2 separate regions of the Homo sapiens genome follow, and region 1 is linked to region 2. Evidence: read pairs that join two places in POLR2A ChIA-PET (ENCODE). Cell type or tissue: PC-9. All regions are shown on one strand. Links, peaks and the distances in the headings refer to the core of each region. The heading gives the core; the rest is flanking DNA. Region 1 overlaps AP2A2 (adaptor related protein complex 2 subunit alpha 2). Region 2 holds the start of LOC107987157 (a long non-coding RNA gene).

Evidence for each region. ChIA-PET counts read pairs that join two places held together with the same protein. Peaks named below come from ENCODE experiments on the same cell type or tissue, not always from the same donor. Only the 100,000 strongest peaks of a DNase experiment are listed, where the experiment ranks them.
Region 1: POLR2A ChIA-PET joins it to region 2 with 25 read pairs; 2 of 35 experiments call an interaction of 5 or more read pairs at or near these places.

What each region holds. Positions count from the first base shown.
Region 1 is chr11:926,061-938,627 of GRCh38, reverse strand. It overlaps AP2A2 (adaptor related protein complex 2 subunit alpha 2), which reads right to left. Exons shown (of 22, transcript NM_012305.4): 1 at 12,540-12,567. Among named protein-coding and RNA genes, the nearest start is that of AP2A2, 6.5 kb to the right of the region's middle. RefSeq lists an enhancer at 1-839 and a silencer at 12,407-12,567. In PC-9, for the core only: no CTCF peak of the experiment used is centred there; no DNase peak of the experiment used is centred there.
Region 2 is chr11:1,064,643-1,080,897 of GRCh38, reverse strand. It overlaps LOC107987157 (a long non-coding RNA gene), which reads left to right and starts at 7,464. Exons shown (of 5, transcript XR_007062544.1): 1 at 7,464-7,633; 2 at 9,473-9,778; 3 at 12,750-12,785. MUC2 (mucin 2, oligomeric mucus/gel-forming) reads right to left here and starts at 6,024. Exons shown (of 58, transcript NM_002457.5): 1 at 5,921-6,024; 2 at 4,977-5,247; 3 at 3,330-3,444; 4 at 2,856-2,946; 5 at 2,666-2,775; 6 at 2,376-2,586. The coding sequence starts at 5,996. RefSeq lists enhancers at 2,010-2,551, 2,577-3,077. In PC-9, for the core only: no CTCF peak of the experiment used is centred there; DNase peaks (open chromatin) are centred at 7,407 and 8,567.

The DNA.
Region 1 (12,567 bases), core at 2,913-7,912, 140 kb after region 2:
TGGCGGGCACCTGTAGTCCCAGCTACTCGAGAGGCTGAGGCAGGAGAATGGCGTGAACCCGGGAGGCAGAGCTTGCAGTGAGCCAAGATCGCGCCACTGCACTCCAGCCTGGGGGACAGAGTGAGACTCTGTCTCAAAAAAAAAAAAAAACATACAAACATTTGAGAATACAGTTGACGATGCATTGCAAGGAGAAAAAAGCATTACCTCATAAATGTTCTAGAACATATTTGGTAATCGATGCGAGGAATGATGGAGACCCATCTCACAAGAAAATAAACTACAAGGGGTTAACGGGATAAACATAATTTCAAAAGCTTTAAAACCTCAGTATCGTATAGGGGTTTGGTGGGGACTTCAGGCGATGGGAGAAGCCACAGGGAGGGTCGGTGTAGCCAAGGCAGCATCTGTAAGGAAAGGCTGGCCTTCGTGCGGCACCAGCCGGCACACAGGCGACCCAGGTGAGAGGCCCCAACAGAGGGTCTGTCACCATCATAAAGCAACACCCCAGTGACTCATCAAATGCAAAGGGGCACAGAGAAGTCACAGGAAAGACAAACCAATAAGCATGCGTTTTGTTTCTTGTTTTTAAATGAGACTGCTCCCTCCAGGCAGAAGCATAACCTGGCTGCCTGGTGCTCCAGGCAATCAGAGGCAGAAAGGTGGCAGGCAGGCATCTCAGGGGCAAACCGACACAGTTCAAGCTCCAGCTCCACCTCTCGGGAGCTCCGGGACTTAGGCTAACTGACAACCTCTCCACGCCACAGTTTCCTTATCTGTAAATAAGTATAGACAGTCTCCAATTTGTGATGGTGAAGCTGAACGATTTTTTGACTTTACAATGGCATGAAAGCAACACGCACTCAGTAGAAATCGTACATCAAGTGCCCAATCACCTTGTTTTCCACTTTCATACAGTATTCAATAAATTACATGAGATATTCAATCCTTTTTTATACATAGGGTTTGTGTTAGATGGTTTTGCCCAACTGTAGGCTAATGTGAATTTGGTGGTGGTGTTTTGAGACAGGGTCTCATCCTGTCGCCCAGGCTGCGCAATGGCGCAAACGTGGCTCGCTGCAGCCTCAACCTCCTAGGCTCAAGAGATCCTCCCACCTCAGCCTCCCAAAGTGCTGGAATTACAGGCATGAACCACCTTGCCTGGCCCCAAAAGTGAACTTTTAAAAGATACTGTTCAAAGTGTGCTTTGAGAAGATGGCAGAGATCTGACATGCGCTCACGGCACTGAAGGCCTCTTTCTGGAGACGGACAATGGTGTTGCGCTGTGGTCAGTGGTAAATAACAATAGGCTGGGCACGGTGGCGCACACCTGTAATCCCAGCACTTTGGGAGGCCGAAGCGGGCGGATCACCTAAGGTCGGGAGTTCGAGACCAGCCTGGCCAATATAGTGAAACCCCGTCTCTACTCAAGATCCAAAAATTAGGCAGGCATAGTGGCGGGCGCCTGTAATCCCAGCTACTTCAGAGGCTGAGGCAGGAGAATCACTTGAACCCAGAGGCAGAGGTTGCAGTGAGCTGAGATCGCGCCACTGCACTCCAGCCTGGGCGACAGAGACTCCATCTCAATAAATAAACAAATATAAATACATTAAATAGAAATAAAGGAAACTCCCTGGAGCAGAGGGAAGAGTCTCAGGAAAGAGGAGAGAAGAGCCCCTGCCGCAGCACAGGCCCAGCAGCCGGAGGAAAAACCACATCAAACAACGGCCTCAAGAAGCATTCAGAGAAGACACTGCCTCGAGTGAGGTAAAACTAGCCCCAGACTACAGGCTGCGGTGGTGCTGCCTTGTAGGAATCACACTGTTCCCAAGGTACTTAGCCTCCTCCCAGAACCAAGCTCAAGAATATTAAAAGAAACACAAAAATATTCTGCTCTAAGAAGGTGAAATTCACAACGTCAAGCATCTAATAATAAACCAGGCCAGGCGTGGTGGCTCACACCTGTAATTCTAGCACTTTGGGAGGCTGAAGCAGGTGGATCACTCAAGCCTAGGAGTTCGTTATCAGCCTGGGCTACAAAGCAAGACCCCATTTCTACAAAAAAGTTTTTTAAAAATTAGCCAGGTGTGGCTGTGGTCCCAGCCACTCAAGAAGCTGAGGCAAGAGGATCACCTGAGCCCAGGAAGTCAAGGCTGAAGTAAGCTATGATTGCAACATTGCACTCCAGCCTGGGCAATGCGAATGAGACCCTGTCAATAAATAACTAATTTATTTATTTATTTAAAAAATTAGCCAGGTGTGGTGGCATGTCCTGTAGGCCCAGCTACTCAAGAGGCTGAGATGGGAGGACTGCTTGAGTCCAGGAGGTCGAAGCTGCAGTGAGCTGTGATCACACCACTGCACTCCAGCCTGGGCGACAGCAAGACCCTATATCTTTAAAAAAAAAAAAAAAAAAAAAAAGGCCAGGCGCAGTGGTTCACGCCTGTAATCCTAGCACTTTGGGAGGCCGAGGCAGGCAGATCACGAGGTCAGGAGATAGAGACCATCCTGGCTAACACGGTGAAACCCCATCTCTACTAAAAATAAAAAAAAAAAAAATTAGGCAGGCGTGGTGGTGGGCGCCTGTAGTCCCAGCTACTCGGGAGGCTGAGGCAGAAGAATGGCATGAACCCAGGAGGCAGAGCTTGCAGTGAGCCGAGATAGTGCCATTGCACTCCAACCTGGGAGACAGAGCAAGACTCCGCCTGGGGGAAAAAAAAAAAAAAAGGAATAGGCCGGGCGCAGTGGCTCACGCCTGTAATTCCCAGCACTTTGGGAGGCCAAGGCGGGTGGATCACGAGGTCGGGAGTTCAAGACCAGCCTGGCCAAGATGGTGAAACTCCGTCTCTACTAAAAATACAAAAAATTAGCCAGGTGCCTGCAATCCCAGCTACTCAGGACGCTGAGACAGAGAATTGTTTGAACCCGGGAGGCGAAGGTTGCAGTAAGCCGAGATCACACCACTGCACTCTAGCCTGGGCAACACAGCGAGACTCTATCTCAAAAAAAAAAAAAAAAAAAAAACTGGCCGGGCACAGTGGCTCACACTTGTAATCTCAACACTTTGGGGGCCCAAGGCAGGCGCATCACTTGAGGTCAGGAGTTCAAGACCAGCCTGGCCAACACGGCGAAACTCTGTCTCTACTAAAAATTCAAAACCGCCCAGGCACAGTGGCTCATGCCTGTAATCCCAGCACTTTGAGAGGCCGAGGTGGGTGGATTGCTTGAGGTCAGGAGTTTGAGAATAGCCTGGCCAAAATGGTGAAACCCCAGCTGGGCGCGGTGGCTCACACCTGTAATCCCAGCATTTTGGGAGGCCGAGGCTAGCGGATCACAAGGTCAAGAGATCAAGACCATTCTGGTCAACATGGTGAAAGTCCGTCTCTACTAAAAAAAATACAAAAATTAGCCGGGCATGGTGGTGCGCGCATCTGTAGTCCAAGCTGCTCGGGAGGCTGAGGCAGGAGAATCACTTGAACCTGGGAGGCAGAGGTTGCAGTGAGCAGAGATCGCACCACTGCACTCTAGCCTGGCAACAGAGGAAGACTCAGTCTCAAAAAAAAAAAAATGGTGAAACCCCATCTCTACCAAAAATACAAAAATTAGCCGGGCATGGTGGTGCGCTCCTGTAATCCCAGCTACTCCGGAGGCTGAGGCAGGAGAATCGCTTGAACCCAGGAGACAGAGGCTGCGGTTAACCAAGATTGCGCCACTGCACTCCAGCCTGGGTGAGAGAATGAGACTCCATCTCCAAAAAAAAAAAAGAAAAGAAAAGAAACACGTACTTGCTATTTCAGCTACATTACATGAAACACAAAGGCGGTCCACAGAAAAAGCAAAACATAAATCCTAATACAGTGCCGCCTGCCCTAAGGAGCTCAAAGTTCTTTAGATATGCTAAATAACTAATCCTCATTACACCCTTGTGCTGCCATCAGAGGGATTTTAAAGGTAAGAAAAACACCCCACAACGCAAAAACAAAAGCCAGGCACCCCATGTTGGCTGTTGGTCTCTACACTTCTAAGCAAACCCGTAGACAGACACCAAAGCTTAGGGTGGGTGAGAAGAAAGGTAAATGGGGAGTATCCTGAAGCCAAGCACAGAGATGAACACAAAACCATCACAACTCGGAGTCTGAATTTCAGGCAAAGATGAAGACTCCAGGCTCTCGACAGGGCTACAATTTGAAAAGGTGGGAAAGGGCTGGGCGCAGTGGCTCACACCTATAAATCCCAGCACTCTGGGAGGCTGATGGGGGAGGATCACTTGAGCCAAGGAGTTCAAGACCATCCTGGGCAACATAGTGAGACCCTGTCTCTAAATTTTAAATATAAATATAAAAAATTTAAAAGTGGGAAACAAAGGAGAGTAGAATCAGGATCTGACCCAAACCCCCGGCTAGAAGTGTTATTCCTAAGAACGCACCCAGCAGGAGGTCTGCCACTCGACCTGGAGTTTCGACCTGGAGTTTCCTGAGGTATCGGGGTGGGGGCGCTGAGGGAGCTACATGGGGCAGAAAGAACCTAGCATGGGAGTCAGGACTTCCCTGGCCTCAGGGACACACAGCAGCTGTGGGCACAGCACTCCTCCTAAAATCCCGGAGCACCCACCAGCCCCTCAGCCCACCCCTGGCACCCTGTGCTCCTGCCACCTTCCCAGCCTGCTGAAGCCTTGATACCCCCAACCATTCCCACACTCCAATCACCAGGTAAGGGGAAGTGCAGGCTCCAAAAGGCAACAAACGTTTAAAATCGAGAATCAACTGAACAGAAGATACAAGTTCCCCTCTGCCAACAATGTTTCAGGAAAAAGCGTGCAAAGCTGGCAGAAAGTCATGTCTGAATACAGAAGCATGGTTCCAAGCTCCCTGTGTCTCTGGGGTCATCCCCGCTCCTGAGTGCCCACGAGTCACTGGAACTCGCCTCTCCCACCCTGGTGCTGGGCATCTCACTGCCTCACACTCTTCTTGGTCCTCTTCCCAATTCAAGTCTCCAGGGCGCTATTTAAAATAGGGCTGCTTCCTACTCACATGCTATTTCTTCTATGCGTCTTGGCCAGACCCTTACAACCCTGTCCCAAGCACAGAGCTCATCTTACCACACAGCTTCAGCCCCCACTTCTACACGGGAACACCCACCTCAACCTATCCCACCCACCCGGAAATTCTCTCGTGACAAAACTGCACATACTGCTTTTCAAGACGTTTCAACCAGCTCAGCTTTCAAGCTAAAGTCAGGAAGGTTCTGAAGAAGGAACATGCTGCCAGAATCAGCAAATGTGGTTTTATAATCTAAGTCTGGGACATCATGTGGCCTGGTAAAAACTGTTCATTTCTGGGGTTTTTTGTTTGTTTGTTTTTGAGACGGAGTCTTACTTTGTCGCCCTGGCTATAGTGCAGTGGCGCAATCTTGGCTTACTGCAACCTCCGCCTCCCAAATTCAAGTGATTCTCCTGCCTCAGCCTCCCAAGTACCTGGGATTACAGACACGTGCCACCACACCTGGCTAATTTTGTATTTTTAGTAGAGACATGTTTTTCCATGTTGGTCAGGCTGGTCTCGAACTCCCGACCTCAGGTGATCCACCTGGCTCGGACTCCCGAAGTGCTGGGATTACAGGCGTGAACCGCAGCGCCCGGCGTATTTGATTTTTTTAAGAGCCAAGGAAATGCCATTTAATCCTTCACTGACAGCCTTTCCAGGAACTCTTCTACTACAAAATCTTGACACAGATTGTTACCAAAAGTAACAGTTCATTTTAAGAGGAAAGAGAAGTAATAGTAAGTATCTGGCACAAAATATGTTCACCACCAGGACACTTCAACTTGTCATAAAAGAAAGTGATCCTGACCTTCAGAGGAGCCAGACGGAAAACACTGTGAAGAGAACCAGGGTGTCCCAGAAGCAGTGACCACCAACCTTGGCAAGAAAAATTCAACCCGAGCAAGGACTTCCTTCCTTCTCTCCATAGCCACCATGACACATTTCCTAAACTGGTTTCTAAGGAACACACATTATGCAGAAGCATGCAAAAGAAGACATGCAAGGAGAGCATTCTTTTCTAAGAGTCAGCACTTTTTAGGAATGTACAGTCAAAAGGACAAAATGAGCTTTTAACTGTGAAGGTTATTTAAGAAATGCAAAAGCAGACTGACCAATTCTGATGCTGATCTTCACTCGTCTGCACGAAAATCAGTATAACTTTATGTTTAATTTTTATACTGAAGTTTAAGCAGAGTTTAAAATTTAGTGTTCAGTTTCTCCATATCTAATTTATGACTCCATAACTGGAATTGCATGAACAAATAAAATTTAACTTTAGTCCCACTGAAACACAATTCAAAGGGTATCTAATTTCAAGAAAGTTAACAGAAATGGCCAGGCACAGGGGCTCACGCCTGTAATCCCAGCACTTTGGGAGGCCGAGGCAGGTGGATCACTTGAGGCCAAGAGTTCGAGACCAGCCTGACCAACTTGGTGAAACCACGTCTCCACAAAAATTAGCTAGGCGTGGTGGCAGACACCTGTAATCCCAGCTACTCGGGAGACTGAGGCACAAGAATCACTTGAACCTGGCCGGGCGTGGTGGCTCACGAGGTCAGGAGATCGAGATCATCCTGGCTAATACAGTGAAACCCTGTCTCTACTAAAAAATACAAAAAATTAGCCGGGCGTGGTGGTGGCGGAGCCCCAGCTACTCAGGAGGCTGAGGCACAAGAATCACTTGGACCCAGGAGGCAGAGGTTGCAGTGAGCCGAGATCACACCGCTGCACTCCAGCCTGGGTGACAGAGGGAGACTCTGCCTCAAAAAAAAAAAAAAAAAAACAAGAAATGGAAGGGACCAAGTTTTATGCCAACCACAATGAGCAGAGCACTGATAATTTTTCTAATTTATCGTGAAACCTGCAGCAAAACTGTATCACTTTCTTCAAGACCATGGAAATTCATTTTTGCCATCTTGCTAATAACATCTCTCCATCTGTTTCCCCTTCATGTGAGGACCTGGGGGGGTTAAAGAAAACGCCTCCAAGCATCTGCACCACACCAGCACCACATGTAGAGAAATAAAAATGGTCATTTCCTGCCTGAAGTTGTTTTCCTGGCAAACTGACCGGTCTCAAAAGGACTTATCACTTCTTCCCTTTCCTTGCAGTCCTGATTGTTTTGCAGTCAATTCTCAGAGCCTGACAACATTTTCAGCAGTGCTGTGTCTCTCCAACAATATTCTAGTGTTGGCATGTCAACAGCAATGCATAAAGACATGCATTCACTAAGTTAGATACAACTCTCCTCTGCAGATATGTCATTTGTGTAAAAACAAACGAAAGTTCCAAAATAACTGAATAAATAGCAAATAATTATGGTCTTGTTTCCCCAATTTCAGCAGTTATTTTGTTTTCTCGGTATCTTTTGCTCAAATACAATGTCAATCAATGCACCAGCCTGAATGGACCTCGATGGGACTGTACTGAGGGGGAAAAAAGCAATCTCAAAAGATCACATATGATGTGATTCCCTTTATATGACATCCTTGAGCCCACAAAATTACAGAGATGGAGAACAGATTAGTTTCAGGAGTATGGCTATAAGGGGTAGCTTTGTGATGATGGTATAGTTCTGTATCTTGACTGAGGTAGGGAACCGGTTACACAAAGCTACAGGTGCTAAACTGCATAGAACCACACACACACACGTGCATGTCGATCTAACGAAATCTGAATATGCCTGGTGGTGTGTACCAGTGTCTGTTTCCTGGTGTTGAATATGTCCTGTAGTTATGCAAGATGTCCACATTAAGAAAGGTAGGGCACCAGGCACAGTGGCTCACGCCTGTAATCCCAGCACTTTGGGAGGCCGAGGCCGGTGGATCACGAGGTCAGGAGACCGAGACCATCCTGGCTAACACGGTGAAACCCCGTCTCTACTAAAAATACAAAAAATTAGCCGGGCGTGGTGGCGTGCACCTGTAGTCCCAGCTACTCGGGAGGCTGAGGCAGCAGAATGGTGTGAACCCGGGAGGCGGAGCTTGCAGTGAGCCGAGATCGCGCCACTGCACTCCAGCCTGGGCGACAGAGCGCAACTCCGTCTCAAAAAAAAAAAAATTCTAAAACTGGGACTAAATAAAAGGACTAGAATTTTTTTAATGCCAATTTAAAAAAAAAGAAACAGTTTATTAACTCTCACACACTGAATGCATGCTGACCAAATGCAGTGGCCGCTGGGTTGACGTCAATCAGAAAGGATGAAGTTAATTTTAGGAGACATTAAGTTAGTTCACTACCTGAGCCACAAAAGCTACAACTTTGAGGGGCAGAGCTTGACACGAGGCACCTTTTCAAATCCTGGAGCATATTCATTGCTGCCTATGCTAAGAGGAGTAATGCCCCAAGCCAGTCTGCTGGGAGTGGGTTACTTGAAGTGAAAACAGAGCATCCTAGTGTCCACATGCTCCCTGTCCGCTACCTCAGATACTTGGCACAGGGCTTTTTTTTTTTTTTTTTTTTTTTGAGACAGAGTCTCGCTCTGTCACCCAGGCTGGAGTGCAATGGCACAATCTCAGCTCACTGCAAGCTCCGCCTCCTGGGTTCAAGCGATTCTTCCGCCTCAGCCCCCGGAGTAGCTGGGACTACAGGTGCATGCCACCACGCCCAGCTAATGTTTGTATTTTTGTGGAAACAGTGTTTCCCTATGTTGGCTAGGCTGGTCTTGAACTCCTGACCTCAGGTGATCCGCCCACCTCAGCCTCCCAAAGTGCTGGGATTACAAGCGTGAGCCACCGCACCCGGCTGGCACCAGGTCTTGGAGGGGAAAAACTTTTTTTTTGAGGCAGGGTCTCAATCTGCTCCTCAGGCTGCCCAGGCTGGAGTGCAGTGGCGCAATCCGAGTTCATGGCAGCCTCAACCTCCAGGGCTCAGACAATGCTCTCACCTCAGCCCACTGAGTAACTGGGACCACAGGTGCGTGCCACCACGCCTGGCTAATTCTTTTTTCTCTTTTGAAAAGACAGGGGTCTCACTATATTGCCCAGGCTAAAGGAGGAAAACTTAAGAAACTGGTCAGAAAGACGCAAATTTGGAGCTGAAACAGGCTTTAACGATATTTCAGCTCAAAATCCGCCCCTTCAAGCGTCAGCTGAGGAAACTGAGGCTCCGTGGCTAGTGGCCTCCACTCACGCAGCTTTAATGATATTTCAGCTGAAAATCCAGCCCTTCAACTGTCCGCTGTGGAAACTGAGGCTCCATGGCCAGTGGCCTCCACTCATGCAGCTGCTAAGAGGCAGAGTCAGGGTCAAGAGCCTTGGCTGTTGGCTCAGAGTCCTCTTTCCACAGGGCCCGACTACTCCTATCATTCACTCTCATGACAGGAAAACAGCACACAAAATCAGAGCTGGCCAGGGAAAGGGGAAGCGGGGACCCCTCTGCCTGTGACATGGAGGTCAAGTTCAGATCAGCTCAAACCCTGGCTGGCTCTCCAATCCCGTCTCCAGGCACCAGCCAACATTCATTAACTCAATACGTATATACATTAATTATTTGCTGTTCCTCTAATACCTTCTTGGTCTTCTGCCTGAATTGCCCAAGAATCACCTTCCTTGTGAGGTCTTCTCTGGCATGCACCTCGCATGCCAGACGCTCGCCATGAGGAGAACAGCAGGAAAAATGTGATGAGCAAGATAGGGTGCGCACCTTGTAGAGGCCACCCTAGAGGGCAGTGGGGGAGATGGGGCCACTCAGGTGAAAAGCAGCACCACAAGCTGAAGACACTGCCCAGGAGGAGAATGGTGGGCGCTGCAGCTGATGAGAGGCCATCCAACAGCAATGAGGGAAAGAGGATTCCGAGAAAGGGGCCGTATTAAAGAGACCTGGCTCCCCCAGCTAGGACTAAGCACCCCTTCTTCTACGAGCTCCTTCAGGGGAGGGGCTGTGTTATTCAATGGGATACACTAGTGGTTCTCGACGGCGGACAACTTTGCCCTAAGGGCACATTTGTCAATGCCTGGAGACATTGTTCCTTATCACAACTAAGGCAACTGGTGCTGCTATAAACATCCTAAAAGGCACAGAACAGTTCCCCACAATAAAGTGTGATCCAGCCCCAAATGTCAGCTCTGCTGAGTTGGAGAAAGTCTGGTCTATATAGTCAAGTATTTTATAGAGTACAGCAGTTTCCCCATATCCACAGGTATACGTTCCAAGGCACTCAGTGGGTGCCTGAAACTTCAGATGATACTAAATCCTATACAAGCTGCTTTTTTCCCACACATACCTATGAAAAAGTCTAACTTACAGATTAGGCACAGTAAGAGATTAACAGAAGCCAATAATAAAAAAGAACTGTAATGATATACTGTAATAAAAGTTATATGAATGTGGTCTCTTTAAATATCTTATTGTACTATGCTCACCTATTTTCAGATCACCAGAGGTAACTGAAACCTCAGAAGGTGAAACCACAAATAAGGGAGGACGGCTATACCGCACTCACTGTGGTAGGCGCCATCCTGTCAAACGCAGGCCCTGGCACAGACAATATATCTGACAAGTGGGTGACTTGCTGTCTGAGGAAATGGCTTTCAATCTCATTGTCCTGCCTAACGCAATTTTCTTCAAAAATGGAAGGACAGACATCATAGCGCATTTAAGGGTACTCAGTCTTTGTCCCAGAGGTCCCCTTAAGAAATAATACACACACTTAGTTTTACAAAATGCATGTTGGTCTCATTATGTAACAAACAAAGAGAAAAAATGCTACTCGTAAAAGTGCTGATCTGAGGGTGTTTCTAAGCCTTTTTTTTTTTTTTTTTTTTTTTTGTGAGAAAGGTCTCACTCTGTCACCCAGGCTGGAGTATGGCGCGATCTCAGCTCACTGCAGCCTTAACCTCCTGGGGTCAAGTGATCCTCCTCTCTCAGCCTCCCAAGTAGCTGGGACTATAGATGTGTACACCAATACGCCCAGCTAATTTTCGTATTTTTTTGTAGAGACAGGGTGTTACCACATTGCCCAGGCTGGTCTCAAACTTCTGGGCTCAAAAGATCCACCTGCCTCAGCCTCCCAAAATGCTGGGACTATAGGTTTGAGCCACCGCACCCAGCTCTATGCTTTTTTTTTTTTTTTTTAACAGAGTACAGGAAGGGTTAGATGGTCCTCTACCCTTCCACAGAGTGTGGGAGAACCACTATCCTCCTGATCCTCCATCCCGTCTAAGGAGATGAGAATTCAAAGGGAAGATCACAACAGTCCCTCAAAATACACATTAAAAATTATGAGGGTGCCGTGGCTCACGCCAGTAACCCCAGGACTTTGGGAGGCCAAGACAGGTGGATCACTTGAGCTCAGGATTTCGAGACCAGCCTAGGCAACATGGCGAGACCCCCCCATCTCTACAAAAAACACGAAAATCAGCCAGGCATGGTGGTGGTGCACGCTTGTAGTCCCAGTGACTCCGGAGGCTGAGGTGGTAGGATCACTTGAGGTGGGAGGTTGAGTGCGCCGTGATGGAACTACTGCGCTCCAGCCTGAGAGCCAGAGCAAGACCCTGTCTCAAAAAAAAGAAAAACAAAAATCATGAAGTCAACTATTTGCTGGATAACAAGGAAAAAAATCAACGCAGCAGACAGGAAACTGGCTTTGTTTCTCCCTCAAATTAAATAAGGAGATGGCCTCTGAAAGCCAAGAGGAGGTTCTGCACACCAAAGTCAAATTAATTGGTGGACCGGTGCACCCACCCAGCCACCCTGCACATCCTTCTAACAGGCCCAGCCTTCCTGGCTTGTTTAACGGTTTGGTGTGGATTTTTCCCACCCCGAGGGGACAGGCACGGGGCTGAGAACGAGGTCTGTGATTGGAGCAGCAGGCAGCGAGGCCATCCCACACCCCGACTGCTGCTCGTGTCCAGATTCCCTCCGGGAATGAGTCATTTTAATCGTCGTAGGTGAGATCTAATCAGGGGTTAATAAGCCTCCAGAACCCAGGTCACAAAGCTGTTTCCTGGGAAGACACTGATTTCCAGATTTCTGCTCCCAAAGCTAAAATCCACGCCGTTTTGGAAAACGCTGGGTTAAACGCTCCAGTACTAGAAAGACCAAGGTGACATCATGCTGGGGAGGGGCGTCTTGGCCCGGAACCCCCTTGGTGGTGCCGCAGCCCCCCGCACGGACCAGCAAACGGGAGTGGAGATGTGGATGAAGGGCCGTGCCCTAAACCCCTAGACCCCGCACCCCTAGACCCTGGACACCCCACCCCGCACCCCCAGACCCAGGGCCCCGCTCTGCATCCTGACCCGCACCCCCATACCCGATACCCCAAGACTCTGAGCGCCGCCCGCACCCCCAGACCCTGGACCCCCACCCCGCACCCTGGCCCCCACCCCCAGACCCGGTACCCCAAGACCCCGAGCGCCGCCCGCACCCTCAGGCCCCGGGCCCCGCCCGCATCCCAGCCTGCACCCCCGCCTCGAGGCCCCGCCCCGGGCCTCCGCTCCCAGACCCCGTCTCCGCCGGCGGCCCCGGCCCCGGCCCCACGCCGCCCCCGCCACTCACAGTTGCGGATATCCGAGATGAAGACCGC
Region 2 (16,255 bases), core at 6,254-11,253:
TGGTGAGTGTCCCCCCAGCTCCCGGTGCCCGTGGTGAGTGTCCCCCCAGCTCCCGGTGCCCGTGGTGAGTGTCCCCCCAGCTCCCGGTGCCCGTCACGGTGAGTGTCCCCCCAGCTCCCGGTGCCCGTGGTGAGTGTCCCCCCAGCTCCCAGTGCCCGTGGTGAGTGTCCCCCCAGCTCCCAGTGCCCGCGGTGAGTGTCCCCCCAGCTCCCGGTGCCCGTGGTGAGTGTCCCCCCAGCTCCCGGTGCCCGTGGTGAGTGTCCCCCCAGCTCCCGGTGCCCGTGGTGAGTGTCCCCCCAGCTCCCGGTGCCCGTCACGGTGAGTGTCCCCCCAGCTCCCGGTGCCCGTGGTGAGTGTCCCCCCAGCTCCCAGTGCCCGTGGTGAGTGTCCCCCCAGCTCCCAGTGCCCGTGGTGAGTGTCCCCCCAGCTCCCGGTGCCCGGCGCGGTGAGTGTCCCCCCAGCTCCCGGTGCCCGTGGTGAGTGTCCCCCCAGCTCCCGGTGCCCTCAGTGAGTGTCCCCCCAGCTCCCGGTGCCCGTCACGGTGAGTGTCCCCCCAGCTCCCGGTGCCCGTGGTGAGTGTCCCCCCAGCTCCCGGTGCCCGTCACGGTGAGTGTCCCCCCAGCTCTCGGTGCCCGTGGTGAGTGTCCCCCCAGCTCTTGGTGCCCTCAGTGAGTGTCCCCCCAGCTCCCGGTGCCCTCAGTGAGTGTCCCCCCAGCTCCCGGTGCCCTCAGTGAGTGTCCCCCCAGCTCCCGGTGCCCGGCACGGTGAGTGTCCCCCCAGCTCCCGGTGCCCTCAGTGAGTGTCCCCCCAGCTCCCGGTGCCCGGCGCGGTGAGTGTCCCCCCAGCTCCCAGTGCCCGTGGTGAGTGTCCCCCCAGCTCAAGGTGCCCGTCACAGTGAGTGTCCCCCCAGCTCTCGGTGCCCGTCACGGTGAGTGTCCCCCCAGCTCCCGGTGCCCGGCGCGGTGAGTGTCCCCCCAGCTCCCGGTGCCCGTCACAGTGAGTGTCCCCCCAGCTCTCGGTGCCCTCAGTGAGTGTCCCCCCAGCTCCCGGTGCCCGGCGCGGTGAGTGTCCCCCCAGCTCCCGGTGCCCTCAGTGAGTGTCCCCCCAGCTCCCGGTGCCCGGCACGGTGAGTGTCCCCCCAGCTCCCGGTGCCCGTCACAGTGAGTGTCCCCCCAGCTCCCGGTGCCCGTCACAGTGAGTGTCCCCCCAGCTCTCGGTGCCCGTCACAGTGAGTGTCCCCCCAGCTCCCGGTGCCCTCAGTGAGTGTCCCCCCAGCTCCCGGTGCCCGGCACGGTGAGTGTCCCCCCAGCTCCCGGTGCCCGGCACGGTGAGTGTCCCCCCAGCTCCCGGTGCCCGTGGTGAGTGTCCCCCCAGCTCCCGGTGCCCGGCACGGTGAGTGTCCCCCCAGCTCCCGGTGCCCTCAGTGAGTGTCCCCCCAGCTCCCGGTGCCCGGCACGGTGAGTGTCCCCCCAGCTCCCGGTGCCCGTCACAGTGAGTGTCCCCCCAGCTCCCGGTGCCCGTCACAGTGAGTGTCCCCCCAGCTCTCGGTGCCCGTCACAGTGAGTGTCCCCCCAGCTCCCGGTGCCCTCAGTGAGTGTCCCCCCAGCTCCCAGTGCCCGTGGTGAGTGTCCCCCCAGCTCCCGGTGCCCGGCACGGTGAGTGTCCCCCCAGCTCCCGGTGCCCGTCACAGTGAGTGTCCCCCCAGCTCCCGGTGCCCGGCGCGGTGAGTGTCCCCCCAGCTCTCGGTGCCCGTGGTGAGTGTCCCCCCAGCTCCCGGTGCCCGGCACGGTGAGTGTCCCCCCAGCTCCCGGTGCCCGGCGCGGTGAGTGTCCCCCCAGCTCCCGGTGCCCGGCACGGTGAGTGTCCCCCCAGCTCCCGGTGCCCGGCACGGTGAGTGTCCCCCCAGCTCAAGGTGCCCGGCACGGTGAGTGTCCCCCCAGCTCCCGGTGCCCGTGGTGAGTGTCCCCCCAGCTCCCGGTGCCCGGCACGGTGAGTGTCCCCCCAGCTCCCGGTGCCCGTCACGGTGAGTGTCCCCCCAGCTCCCGGTGCCCGTCACGGTGAGTGTCCCCCCAGCTCCCGGTGCCCGGCACGGTGAGTGTCCCCCCAGCTCTCGGTGCCCGTGGTGAGTGTCCCCCCAGCTCCCGGTGCCCGGCACGGTGAGTGTCCCCCCAGCTCAAGGTGCCCGGCACGGTGAGTGTCCCCCCAGCTCCCGGTGCCCGGCACGGTTAGTGTTCCCCCAGCTCAAGGTGCCCGGTGCGGTGAGTGTCCCCCCAGCTCAAGGTGCCCGGCACAGACACAGCTCCCACCCGGGCTTGGGGAAAGCACCAGCGTGGGGTCTCCCTGGGGTCCCCTGCCCACAAGGCGCCGGGGCTTACGGCAGAGCGTGGCGGTCCTCCAGTTCCCGGGCCGGCCGCCGGCGTGGGAGCACTGGCGGGAGAACTCGGCCACGGTGCTGCAGACGCAGGTGTCACCGCCCGGGCACCGGCAGCGGTCCTGCTGGCAGGCGCGCAGATACGGCTCCAGCGGCACCAGGTCCTGACAGTCCGCGAAGGCCTCGGCGGTCAGCAGCCTCTCACACTCGGCGCGCTGGGGACAGACGCAGGGTGAGCATGCTATTCAGAGGCCAGCTCCGCCAGGACCCCCACCCCGGACCGAGGGGACTCACGTGCTCGGAGCAGGATGCGGGGGCCACCTCCTCCTCGGGATCCTCACACACCACATCGGGCTGGTTGATCTTCTGCATGTTCCCAAACTCCAGGGGACTGAAGAGCACGCCTGGGGATGCACGGCCCTTCAGCTAGGGCTCCTGGGGGCCCGTAGCCTACCCTGCCCCCTCCAAGCCCTCCGGGCCTCACCGTCAGAGAGGAATTCTGAATAGCTCTGCAGGCCGTTGTAGTCCCCGCAGAGGCCACAGGTGTGGTTCCGGAACTTAGTGTCCAGCTCCAGCTGTTGCGGGAGGGAGCAGGTGAGCTGGCCTCCCGCCCGGCCCACAGCCGCCAGGAACCCCCAAGACTCGTGGCTTGTTTGAGCCAGAGGAAGGTGGGGCAGGAAGGCTGGGGTCAGCAGCCAGGGAGCGGCCTGGCAGGGCAGGTCCCTGAGAAGCCGAGTGCGTTTGGGGGAAGGCTGAGGCCTGGGGGGGTCAGGGCCAGGTCGGCTTCTGCTGCTGCCCCCCAAGTCCAGCACCGACGCCCTGCGCTGCCGAGGCCCTGCCCCACCCATGCCCTCTCGGTGAGGGGTCAGAGCACTGCCCTCCCTGCCCTCCCTTGGGGTCTGCCCAGAGGCCTGACGGAGCCCCCACCAGCCCCACGAGTCCGGGGACCCCTGAGCACCATGAGTGCATCCTCCCGGTTCCACATGAGGGTGAGGCCGGCGCGGGAGTAGACTTTGGTGTAGGCATCGCTCTTCTCAATGAGCAGCCCGGGGCTGTAGTGCGGGGTGCTGACCCTGGCGGAGGCACATCGGGGTCACTCTTGGGTCCACCACCCAGGCCCCCCCGCCCCAGCTTGTCCTCCCGGGACCCCGCCGCCCAGAGGGGACTGAAGCTGGGCACCTGGGGTGGTGGAGATGGCTCTGCCAGGCCCAGCTCCTGCCCTGGGATCACCAACTTGGCCGGCCTCTGGGGTGGAGGGACATAGGCAGTGGCCAAAGAGCACCTGTCCATCTCCGCTGGCCGGGCTTCCCCGGCAGAGCCACCTCCTGCCTGCACGCCCCTCCTCTCCACTCCCTCCTCGGGGCACGGTCCTGGGCAGGGTCCCCCCTCAGAGGCCCTGAGGGCACCAGGTTGGGAGAGGAGGGAGGACCAGGCTGCCCAGCCCCCTTCCAGGCCCCCTGCTTGGTGGAACATCCCCCCATGGGGTCCCAAACCCCCCAGAGCCCCCCAGGCTGCCCCTGAGAACGTCAGGGGCCCTACCCCACCTCCTGCCAGTGCCCCTTGCTGGTCCAGGTAGAGGCACTCACCCCAGCCTCTGTGCCTCGGTCCTCAAGGGCCTCTACCTGCCTGCCCATGCCTGAAAGCCTCTACCCACCCACCTGCCAACACCCATGCCTGAGGGCCCCTACCCACCCACCCGCCTGCGCCCATGCCTGAGGGCCTCTACCCACCCACCTGTGCCATGCCTGAGGGCCTCTACCCACCCACCCACCTGCGCCCACACCTGAGGACCTCTACCCACCCGCCCGCACCTACGCCTGACGGCCTCTATCCACCCACCCGCGCCCACGCCTGAGGGCCTCTACCCACCCACCCGCCTGCACCCATGCCTGAGGGCCTCTACCCACCCACCCGCGCCCACACCTGACGGCCTCTACCCACCCACCTGCCCATGCCCACACCTGAGGACCTCTACCCACCCGCCTGCACCCATGCCTGACGGCTTCTATCCACCCACCCGCCCGCACTCACGCCTGAGGGCCTCTACCCACCCGCCTGCCCATGCCCATGCCTGAGGGCCTCCACCCGCCTGCCCATGCCCATGCTGGGGCGCCTTGCAGGAAACTAAATCCCCAGGCAGAAGAGGGGCAGGCGCTGGATGGGAACGCACTTACAGGGCCTCATTGTTCTGGAGACAATAGGGGAGCAATAGCTGGGGATGGGGAAGGGGGTCCCACAGCCCCCTGCACCGGCTTCTGTAACTCTAGCCTGGGGAGGGCACACACGGCCACTCCATGCACAGGACCAGAGACATGCAGCCTCCAGGGGTGCCAAGTCTGTCCGGAGCCTGGTGGGCTCCGAGGGGAGGGGCTGTCAGGGACACACAGGCAAAGGGATAACTGAAACCCCTTGCCTATGGGGGGAATGGTGGGGGCTCATCAGTGTTTGTTGAATGAATTAGTGACCTGAACCCAAACCTCAAGGCTGTTCTCCTGAGCTGTGTGCTGGGGCGGAAGGGGTCTTCTAGGGCTACAAGGAATATCCCTTTGGGAAACATCAGCCCCCGTTGCTAGGATGTGGGAGGGGTGCCACCGACCACACTCACACGGCCCCGTTAAGCACAGCCAGGTGGCGGGTGAGGTAGATGGTGTCATCCTTGATGGTCAGCAGGATGGACTCCACCCCGGCGGGGGCCTCAGCCTGGCCCGGACCCCGCTTCAGGTGCACAGCAAATTCCTTGTAGGAGCCTCGGCAGTCGGAGGCGAAGTTGTAGTCGCAGGGGCCGGGGAAGCGGAAGACGTCCCCGTCGAAGGTCTTGTAGTGGAAGTTGCCCCAGGTGCTGCAGACGTTGTGGCCGTGGTTTCGGGTTCTGCCCTCTGAGGGAGCAGCGGGGAATGAGGGGTGAGTGGCCCCGGAGGGGGAAGGCTGCCCAAGCTACCCTCGAGAGAAGGCCCCTGAAGAAGCACCTGGAAGCAGCTTCGAGCCCAGCACAGGGCCCCTGGCCGGGAAAGGTTCCTTCCTATCCTCGGGCCCTCTGCTGGGCCTTGGTCACCCCACCACAGGGGTCTCAGGGCTTCTACCCCCGGCCTGGTGAGGAGTGCGGCCGGGTGCCAAGCGGGATGTAGGAGAGGGCATTCTGGGCACCCCGCTCCCCAGCAAGGGCTGTGCTGCCCCAACTCTTCAAGGGTCTCTGCCACCTGAGAATGGGGCCTTCTGGTGGGATCCTGGCCACCCCTTCCTCCCCTATGGACAATGACCCAGTTCACTGGGGCCTGACCTGCTGTTTCCACCTGGTGCTGGCCCCAAGACCCACACTGTCGTCGGGCAGTCAACCCCAAAGGAATAGCAGGGGAGCCCCGACCTTCCAGCTCCTTGAAAGTCAGCAGGGCCGGGGGCTTCCAGGGACCAACCCGGGCCAGGAGCCTCAGCAGAGCCGCGCAGGCTGCACTCTGGGACCAGCTCCTCCTCCCAGACGCGACTTGCCCGCCCGCCTCGCCCTGCCCCCAGGACACTCTGCCAGGCCCCAGACCCCTGTGTCTGCTCTCTCACCTGTCTGGAGCTCCGAGCCCCCTGCCAAAGACAGGGCCAGGCACACAGCCGCCAGGCGGGCTAGTGGCAGCCCCATGGTGGCTGGCAGGGGCGGTGTGGGTTGCGCCCGGGGGCAGGGGTCTGGTCCTTATATGTCCTGGCAGGAGGGTAGGAGGGCAGGAAGGCAGGGGAGGGCCAAGGGTGGGTGTGGCATCTGCCAGATGATCAAGAAGACAGCTGCGGGGGCCCGAGCCCCAATGGGGAAATATTGATTCAGGTTATCGGAGGTCATCTCTTTATGGCTCCCTGGGTAAACGCAGCCTTCTTCAGGATGAGGCAGCCCTGTAGCCTGAATGCCAACACACACCCGGGGAACACATGCAGCTACTAGAGGGGCGAGCCCAGGGTGGCCGGGGGAGGGGTGTCCTGCCAGAAGCAAGTCTGGTCAGGCTCCTTAGCCCGCCATGGGCCCCCAGACACCCGCTGAGCAGGTCCCCAGGCCTGATCAGGCTCACGTTACGCTGGGAGGACCAACCCATTCCTGGGGCCCAAGCTCTGGGGCAGCTTCCAGGCCTGACCCCAGAAAGGGGCCTCCCCGAGGGCAGGGAGGATGTGGGATCCTTCAGGGTCCGGGGGGGCCACTGACTTGTGTGGGACTCTTGGCCGGGCTCATGGAGCTGTGTCAGAGGCCCCAGCCCCCAACCACCCCCTATGCCCATCCTTTTCCCAGGCTGAGCCCTTCTCTGCAGTTACATGTAATTAGAACTTGGGGAGTACATGCCCAGCCAGGGGACATGTTACGGAATCAGGCACACAGGGAGCTGGCTGGTGGCCGGAAGTGGCCGTCTGCCCCTTCTCCTGGGGACCACATGAGGACCTCGGGCCTGACAGCTGAGGAGGTGACAGCCTGCCCAGGCTCCCCAGAACTACCTCTGACTCATGGTGGGGATCCTGCCCCCAAGGCTGTGCCTTTGATGAGCCTTGGTCTCGCCCACCAATCCCAGCAGTTGTCTGGAAAAAAGCCTGGAGAACCGGAACTCACACCGACCCCAGACTACGAGACCACTGGGCCCACCACTGCTTGCCCCGGCCCGGGAGGGCACAGGCAGGCACCCCTGTGTCGCCAGTGGGTAAACTGAGGTCTGGGGGCCCTCCCCTCTCTCTACAATTTTCTCCTCCTGAAAATAGAGAGGGGCCCTGAGTTGAGTTCCTGGCTTTGGCCTGAACATGCCAGGGACATGCCGGCAGCATGATGGCAGTGGGGAGGGACTCACCCCAACAGTTATAGAGACTCGGGGCCCAAAGCACCAAGCCTGTTTCCCTGGCTGACCTGCTGCCCAGACCCAGGGCCTGGGACGAAGCCCCTCCCGCCCTCCTGCGGTGCCCGCCAGCACCAGGCCCCAGGGTCTGCGCTCCCTGCCAGGACCTGGGCACGTGGAGGAAGCTCAGTGTGTGGCCCCTGCCAGGAGGACCGGGGATTAGGAAACCAGAGCCAGCTGGGCGAGGCCAGAGGAGATCATTGTTCACTTCCTGGTGTGGGCCTCCGCACACTGGCACTGAGCCCTGGGGAAACCCAAGGACGGCCCCAACTGCAGTCCCCTGACCCTGACATGCCCCAGGCGGGCCTCAGGACAGAGATTTTCCAGGCCAGGCTCCCCCTGCCCTGGGGGGATTGGAGGAATCCTAGCGGAGCACAAGCTGCCCAGCACAGCCCCTCCAGCCCTGAAGCCTGAGGTAGGTCCCCTAGATCTGACCCTGTGTCCCCTCTGGACGGGCAGTGGTGGTTCCCAGGCTCAGGGGTCTGACCCCAACACCCCTCTTGGCCCATGGCAAGGTCCCAGGTAGGAGCCCTGTCTGAGGTTACAGGCAGCCCTGCATGGGGCAGGGTGCAGAGAGCTGAACCCCATTCCTAACGGGGAAAGGGAGCTGTTCTGGGGAAGAGGACAGTGAGGGCTCCATCAGGCCGGGGCGACTATGGAGTCACTGGCACCCCCAAAGCGAGAGTGTCCCCAGCCTCTTTGCCTCCAAGCCTCAGCCGGTCCCCACTGCCAGATTCGCAGCATCTACTGTGGTGGTGGAGGCGATGGGGGCCAGGCAGTTCCACAGCACTGCATCCCCTCTCTCCCCACGTCCTGTGTTGGTCCAAATGTGGCCCCCATTGCTGGTTACTGAAATGTCGGCCTCCAGCAAGTGCAGAGTGGGAGAGTGGGCAGCCGTATTGCCCTGGGACCCCATCGCCACTCTGTGGCTTTCCCATGGGGTTCGAGGGACCCTGGTGGAGGGAGAGAGTGGGGGCTTTGACCACTCCGAGGAAAATGCTTGTCGGTTCTGCTTTCTGTGACAAGAACATGATGGCAGTGGTGGGAATGACCACCCACCCAACGGCGGGCCGGACACAGTTGAGCCAGGAGCCCACATCCCCAGCCCCATGTCAGGCTGCCCCAGCCTCAGGCCCCGGCTGGGACTCAGAACGAGGCTGCATGGAGTACAGCCTCCCACACAGACAGCATCCTGGAGTACAGCCTCCCACACAGACAGCATCCTGGAGTACAGCTTCCCACACAGACAGCATCCTGGCCCCCCCAGCCTCTCCCCACCCTGCCCACGCCCAACATGTTTACCGTGACAAGACACTGTTGCCAACGGCTGCATGGAATTTGCAGTAGTGACTGCAGGGAGGAGGCAGCACTGACGTCACATGGCACCTGAAGTGACGGCCCCCCTACTGTGTATCCACAAACCTGACTCACCAGGAAGCCCGGGTGAGGGGCATGTGGGGGTCAGAGCCACCGGAGGAAGAGGGAGAGGGAAAGGAGGAGGAGGAAGGGGAAGGGGAAGAGGAGGCTGGGGAGGGGGCGAGAAGAGAGAACCCCTATGCTGCTGGGGGAGCCAAAGACAGCAGGTGCGTCCCCTGCACACGTCCCGGTCGCTCGAACGGTGGCTTTGTGAGTCGGCCTGTCTGGCCATGGCTCCAGTCTTTGGCATGGCGCCGGGCTGGATGCTGCTGTGAAGGGACTTCTTAAATGTGACCCTGGCGAAGCAGGTGGGTCTGACACAATCAGTGCAGGGCCTTGAAAGAAAAGACCTTGGTCCTCCAAGGAGCAGGACGTGCTGCCTCCAGGACGTGCTGCCTCCTGATGGCCTCCGGGGGTCTCCAGCCTGAGGCCCACCCTAGGCTGCCTGAAGTAATGGCCCATGCCCCACTGATTGCTTCCCTGGAGTATCACCACCCACCCCCGCAAGCACTCCCCATGTGGCCAATACCTCTCCCACGGGGGCGGGAGACCAGTCACAGAGCCTGCTTTCCTGGAGAGCACTCCACCCGCCCACACCGCAGCCCTAGGTATCCCCACGTGGCAGCCCCTGTCTCCCTACATCCTGTGTTGGTCCAAACGTGGCCCCCATTGCTGATTACTGAAATGTCGGCCTCCAGCAAGTGCAGGCTGCCCACATGTCAGTCACATGTGTCATCTGGGGCCATTTTTCCATGTCCCTATGTGGTTGGTCTGATTATTAGCTCACATTACAGAAGGGGAAACTGAGTCACCGAGCATCTTGTGTCTCCATCTCAAGGCCAGCATCTCAGGACACAAGAGGCCAGGCTGGCCCACACCCATTCTGCAGGCCAGAGCCATCCTGCCACAGCCAACCCTGCCAGCACCAGGCTGCCCAGCCCCCAGCCAACTGGGCTTAACCAGGGTGGTGGGGGCTGGCACCCAACCCCAGCGCCACAGCTCTGGCCCTGCCTTGGTGGGCAGATGGAGAGCACACCCAGAGAAGCCGTGGTTCTCAGCCCTCTGGACACCAAGGAGGACCCCAGCTCCAACCCCAGCCCCACACAGGGACACAGTGGCAAGGCCCAGACCTACACCCTGGCAGGTGAGCATCTGAGGATTCAAGGGAGGGCAAATAAAACACCAGTCACGTCCAGCTCTCCAGGGCAGACTCAGACACCCCAAGCATGTCCACTTTCTGGGGCTCCAAAGGTTCGGAGACACCTGGAGGTGTGCACTTCACCTCCCAAGGACTGCAGAGGTGAAAGGCGGGATGTTGGTGCCACTGCTCTGTGAGGTGTGGAGGGTGAGCAAGTGAGCACACAGAGGCGTTTGTTCTCAGGTGAGGGATCAAGAGAGGCCTCAACCAGTCCAGGCCTCTGCTGGGCAGGCGGGCACTGGGCAGGCTCCATTGAGGAAAGGGCAGCCCAGGGCCAGGGCCATCAGGTGGATAGCTGTGCTTCAGGAGTCCAGACACCCTGGGGCACTTGCCCCTCAAGACTTGGTCCAGGTGTCACATCCTCACACTGAACACTGTTCTCACCACCCTGGCCACACTGTGTGACCCTTGCTGGCCATCCTGCTCCGAATGCTGCAAGGGCAGCAGCCCATGTGGGCCCCCCATGGCCACCCTCACAGCAGATGCACTCAATAACTTTGCTTCTGGGTGGGTGGGTGGGTGGGTGGGTGGGTGGGTGGGTGGATGGATGGATGGATGGATGGATGGGAGGAAGGGAGGGGGAATGAATGGGTCAGCAGGTGGATGGATGGATGGATGGATAGATGGACGGATGGGAAGCAGGGAGGGGAAATGAATGGGTCAGTGGGTAGATGGATGGGATGGATGGATGGATGGATGGATGGATGGATGGATGGATGAATAGATCAATAAATGAGTGGGTAAATGAGTGGACGGATGGATGAATGGGTGGTTGGCTGGGTGAATGAGTGGATAAATGGAGGGAGGGAGGGACAGATCGTTAGATGGATGGATGAATGGGTGGGTGGGTGGATGGATGGATGAATGGGTGAATGAAAGGATGGATGGATGGGAGGGAGGGAGGGAAGGATGGATGAATGGGTCAGTGGGTGGGTAGATGGATGGGATGGATGGATGGGTGGATGGGTGAGTGGATGGATGGATGGATGGATGGATGGATGGAAGGGATGGATGAATGGGTCAGGGATGGATGGATGGGAGGGAGGGATGGATGAATGGGTGGGTGGATGGATGGATAGATGAATGGGTGGGTGAGTGGATGGATGGATGGATGGATGAGTGGATGAATGGGTGAATGGAAGGATGGATGGATAGATGGATGGATGGATGGATGGATAGATGGGTTAGTGAATGGATAGGTGGATGGATGGAGGCATGGATGAATGGAGGGATGGATGTGTGGATGGGTCAAAGAATGGATGGATGAAAGGATGGATGGATAGATGGATATGTGAGTGAGTGACTGGATAGGTGGATGGATGAATGGAGAGATGGATGAGTGGATGAGTGGATGGATGGATGGATGGATGGATGGATGGATGGATGGACAAATGGACAGATAGATGGATGAGTGGGTGGGTGGATGGGTGGGTGGGTGGGTGGATGATGGATTAATCGGTGGGTGGGTGGGTAAAAGGATGGACAAATGAAATCTCCCTGGTACTGGAGTTCACCTTCTGTGGCAGCTCCACAGGGCTCCACCTCACAAGAGCTCATGATGAGCAAGTACAGGCCAACTGCTCTATAGGCCCACCTCACTGGAGCCCTCAACCCTGGGAGGAAGGCACTCACCTCACTCCATCCTATAGACAAGGAAACTGAGACTCAGAGAGGGTGAAAGCACTCCTTCGGCTCACCCAGCCCAAGAATGGCAGAGCTGCAATGTGGTCCCAGAGAATCTTCCCAGCCCCAAACTTACACTGTCCACCGCTTGATAATGGTGTGGCCACTTTTTGCAAAGGAGACTGTTGCTTTTTGGAGAAACCCCAGTCATAAGTAACAGAAAGATCAGGGGTTCCTGGGTGGTGTCGTAGCCCCAGGGCAGGAATCTCAGTGCCCCCTTGCTCCTTGCCGAAGTGCCCAAAGGTCAGGGCCCTTCAACATCCCTCCACCCCCGCCCCCTTCTGTGAGTTTATTTCATGCATTTGAAATACAGTTGGATTGTTTTGCCACATTCCGCATTTCATCTGTGGCATCCCTCAACCTCCTGAATATTTTTATGTTTGTGTACATCAAGGTTCACTCTTTGCACTATTAAGTTTTCTGGGTTTTGCAAATGTAGAGTGTCAAATATCCACCAGGATAGTAGCATGCAAAATGGTTGTACCACCCTAACACATGCCCTGTGTCTCAGCTATTCCATCCTTCCCCACAAATCCCTGGCAAGCACTGGTCATTTTTTACTGTCACTATAGTTTGGGCTCTAATATATTTCTCTGATTAATTTTAAATCTCTAAGAGCCAAACAACTCTAGAATAACATGCATCCACTATAAATTATGACTAGGATTTTATGTGGCAACAAGGAAAACACTTAGGATTTACTGGTCAGGAAAGTGCGTTGACACAGGCTAAAACAGCTTAACTGAGTTAGAATTGACATACAATAAACCGCACATGTTTACGTGTATGATTGGGTCAGTTTTGACATAAATTGGTTGAACTTGGGAAACCACCACCCCAATCAGGATGAATATGTCCCCACCCATCACCCACACAGGGCTCCTTACACCTCTTTGGAATCTCTCCCTCCCACCCTTCCCCACTCGGGAGCTACCCAGGGTTTCTTTTCCATGGCATTTGTTTGCATTTTCTAGGACTTTGCAGATTTGTTTGCATTTTCTAGGATTCTGTGTAAATGGAACTATACAGTATGCATTCTTCGGTCTCTTTCACTAAGCATAATTATGTTGAGATTGCATCCAGCATTGCTGTGTAAATAGCTCATTCCTTCCTGGGCTCATTCATTCCCTGCTAATGGACACTGGGCTCATTGTCCATTTGAGGCCACTACGAACAAAACTGCTTCGAACATTTGTGTAATCTTAGTGTGGACATACACTTTCTTTTCTGCCAGGTAAATACCTAGGAGTGGAGTATCTGGATCAGACAGGTAGGTCTATGTTCAACTTTTTGAGAAATCGCTAAACTGCTTTCCAAAGTGGTTGTACCTTTCTACATTCCCACCGGCAGTGTATGAGACATCCGTTACCCCACAGCCTTGTCAACACTTGGGATGGTCAGTCTTTTTAATTTTAGCCGCTCCAGTAAGTGTGTGATGTTGTCTCATTATTACTTGAAATTGTATTTCACTAATGACTAATGATGTTAAGAATTTTTTTATACACTTATCTGCCATCCATATGTCTTCTTTTTTTCACTTTTTAAAAAACTTTATTTTAGACCAGGCACAGTGGCTTATACCTGTAATCCCAGCACTTTGGGAGGCCAAGGCAGGCGGATCACCTGAGGTCAGGAGTTTGAGATGAACCTGGCCAACATGATGAAACCCCATCCCTACTAAAAATACAAAAATTAGCCAGGCGTGGTGGCGCACCTGTAATCCCAGCTACTTGGGAGGCTGAGGCAGGAGAATCAGTGGAACCCGGGAGGCAGACGTTGCAGTGAGCCAAGATCGTGCTGCTGCACTCAAGCCTGGGCAACAGAGTGAGACTGTCTCAAAAAAAAAATTATTTTAAAAACCCCTATTATATAGTTTTGCTTTTTCAACAAATACTGGGTGCTGTGTTTAAATATTAAATCCATTATAGAGAAATCTTTGGTAATGTACTTGTGACTAGTATAGCAATTCCTGTCAAAGCACTTTCTCCTCACATCCTTGTGTGACTGTTTAACTTAGGATATCTAATTTCTTACAAAAAAAAAAGTCAGTTTACTCCCAGGCTTATAAGCCCCATATGTCTTCTTTAGTGAAACGCCTACTCAAATCTTTTGCCCATTATTTATTGGGTTATTGGGGTGGGTTTCTTTTTAAGATCTAAACATTATTTATGTATTCTAGATACGAGTCCTTTATTGGAGAGATCCTTTGTAGATATATTTCTCCCAGTCTGTGGCTTGTCTTTTCATTCTCTCAATAGTGTTTTTTAAAGTAGGAGTTTCAAAATTTTGATAAAATCCAATTGATCAATTTACTTTTTTATAAATTTTGCCTTTGGTATTACATGTAGGAAATCTTTGCCTAACCCAAGATCACACAAATATTTTCCCCTATGTTTTCTTTTAGAAATTTTATAGTTTGGGGTTTTCCATGATGCATTTTGAGTTAATTTTTTATATGTAGTATGAGGTATGGCTTGAAGTTTGTCTTATTATGTATGGATATCCAATTGTTCTAGCCCCATTTGTTGACAAGACTATTCTTTCTTCATTGCAGTACTTCTGCTCCTTTGTTGAAAATTCAATTAGCCAGGTGGGGTGGCATGTGCCTATATGGCTACTGGGGAGGCTGAGATGGGAGGATCACTTGAGCCCAGGGTGTAGAGGTTGCAGTGAGCTGAGATCATGCCACTGCACTCCAGCCTGGGTGACAGAGTCAGACCCTGTCTCAAAAAAAAATTTTTTTAAAGAAAAAATAATTATTGTTTATATACACATGAATTTGTTTCTGGACTTTACTCTGTTCATTGACCTATTTGTCTGTCATTATGCTAATGCTGCACTGTTTTGATTATTGTAGCTTTGTAACAGTTCTCAATCCCAGCCAATGTTTCAGTTTCCTCCAACTTTGCCCCTTTTTCAGGACTGCGTTGGCTCTTCTATGTCCTCTGCATTTCCCTCTGAATTTAGTCTCAATTTGTCAGTTTCTACCAAAAAAAAAAAAGCCTGCAGGGATTTTGACTGAAATTGCATTAAATATATTTATCAGTTTAGAAAGAACTTACGTCCTAGCAATATGGAGTCTTCCAGCCCATGGACAAGGTGTACATACCTGTTTCTGCAGGTCTCTAATTTCCCTCCCAATGGTTTACAGTTTTCAGCGTACTCGTCTTTCACATCCTTTGTCAGATTTTTCCCTAAGTATTTCATATTTTTGTACCGTTATAATGATATTGTTTGTTCCCATTTCCAATTATTTATTGCTAATATAGAGAGATACAATTGATTTTTTGGGACTTTTTATTATGGAAAGATACACATAACAGAATTTCTCATCTTACGCAGTCTTAAGTGCGTGGCTCAGTGGTATTGACTATGTCACCATGCTGTGCAGCCATCACCAGCATTCAGCTCCAGAACACCTTCATTTTTCTTAAACTGAAACTCTGCTCCCACTAAACACACCCTCCGCTCTCCCCCAGCCTCAGGTAGCCACCATTCTGCTTTCTGTTGCTATGAATCTGACAACTTGAGATACCTCAAATAAGTGGAATGATACCGTGTTGGTCTTTTTGTGTCTGGCTTATTTCACTCGGCCTCATGTCATCTATGTATTGTAGCCTGTGTCAGAATTTCCTTCCTTCCTTTTCAAGGCAGAATAATATTCCACTGTAAGGACAGACCACATTCTGTTTATCCCTTCATCTGTCAAGGGGCACTTGGGTGGCTTCAACTGCTGTGAACATGAGTGTGCAAATATCTTTTCAAGACCTGCTTTTAATTTTTTTTTTTTTTTGAGATGGAGTCTTGCTTTATCACCCAGGCTGGAGTGCAATGGTACAATCTTGGCTCACTGCAACCTCCACCTCCCAGGTTCAAGTGATTCTCCTGCCTCAGCCTCCCAAGTAGCTGGGATTACAGGCGCCCACCACCACACCCAGCTACTTTTTGTATTTTTAGTAGAGACAGGGTTTTGCTGTGTTGACCAGGCTGGTCTTGAACTCCTGACCTCAGGTGATCTGCCCACCTCAGCCTCCCAAAGTGCTGGGATTACAGGCATGAGCCACCGCACCCTGCCTCAGCCACAAGAGTAGCTGGGATTACAGGCACACACCACCATGCCTGGCTAAATTTTTTTTGTATTTTTAATAAAGACAGGGGTTTGCTATGTTGGCCAGGCTGGTCTCAAACTCCCGACCTCAAATGATCCACCTGCCTCGGCCTCCCAAAGTGCTGGGATTACAGGCGTAAGCCACTGACCCTGGCCCCTAATAGAAATTTTAACATGATATAAAGATGATTTAAAGTATACGGGAGGATGTGGTCAGGCGTGGTGGCTCATGCCTGTAATCCCAGCACTTTGGGAGGCCGAGGCGGGTGGATCACCTGAGGTCAGGAGTTCGAGACCAGTCTAGCCAACATGGTGAAACCCTGTCTCTACTAAAAATACAAAAATTAGCCAGGGGTGGTGGCAGTTGCCTGTAGTCCCAGCTACTCGGGAGGCTGAGGCAGGAGAATTGCTTGAACCCAGGAGGCAGAGGTTGCAGTGAGCCTAGATCACACCACTGCACTCCAGCTTGGGTGATAGAGAGAGGTTCTGTCTTAAAAAAATAAATAAATAAATAAAGTACATGGGAAGATGTATGTAGATTATATGCAAAGACTATGCCATTTTATGTAGAGGATTAGCGCACGCATACATTTTGTGTCCTAGGGGTGCTGGCACCCATGCCCCGTGGATAT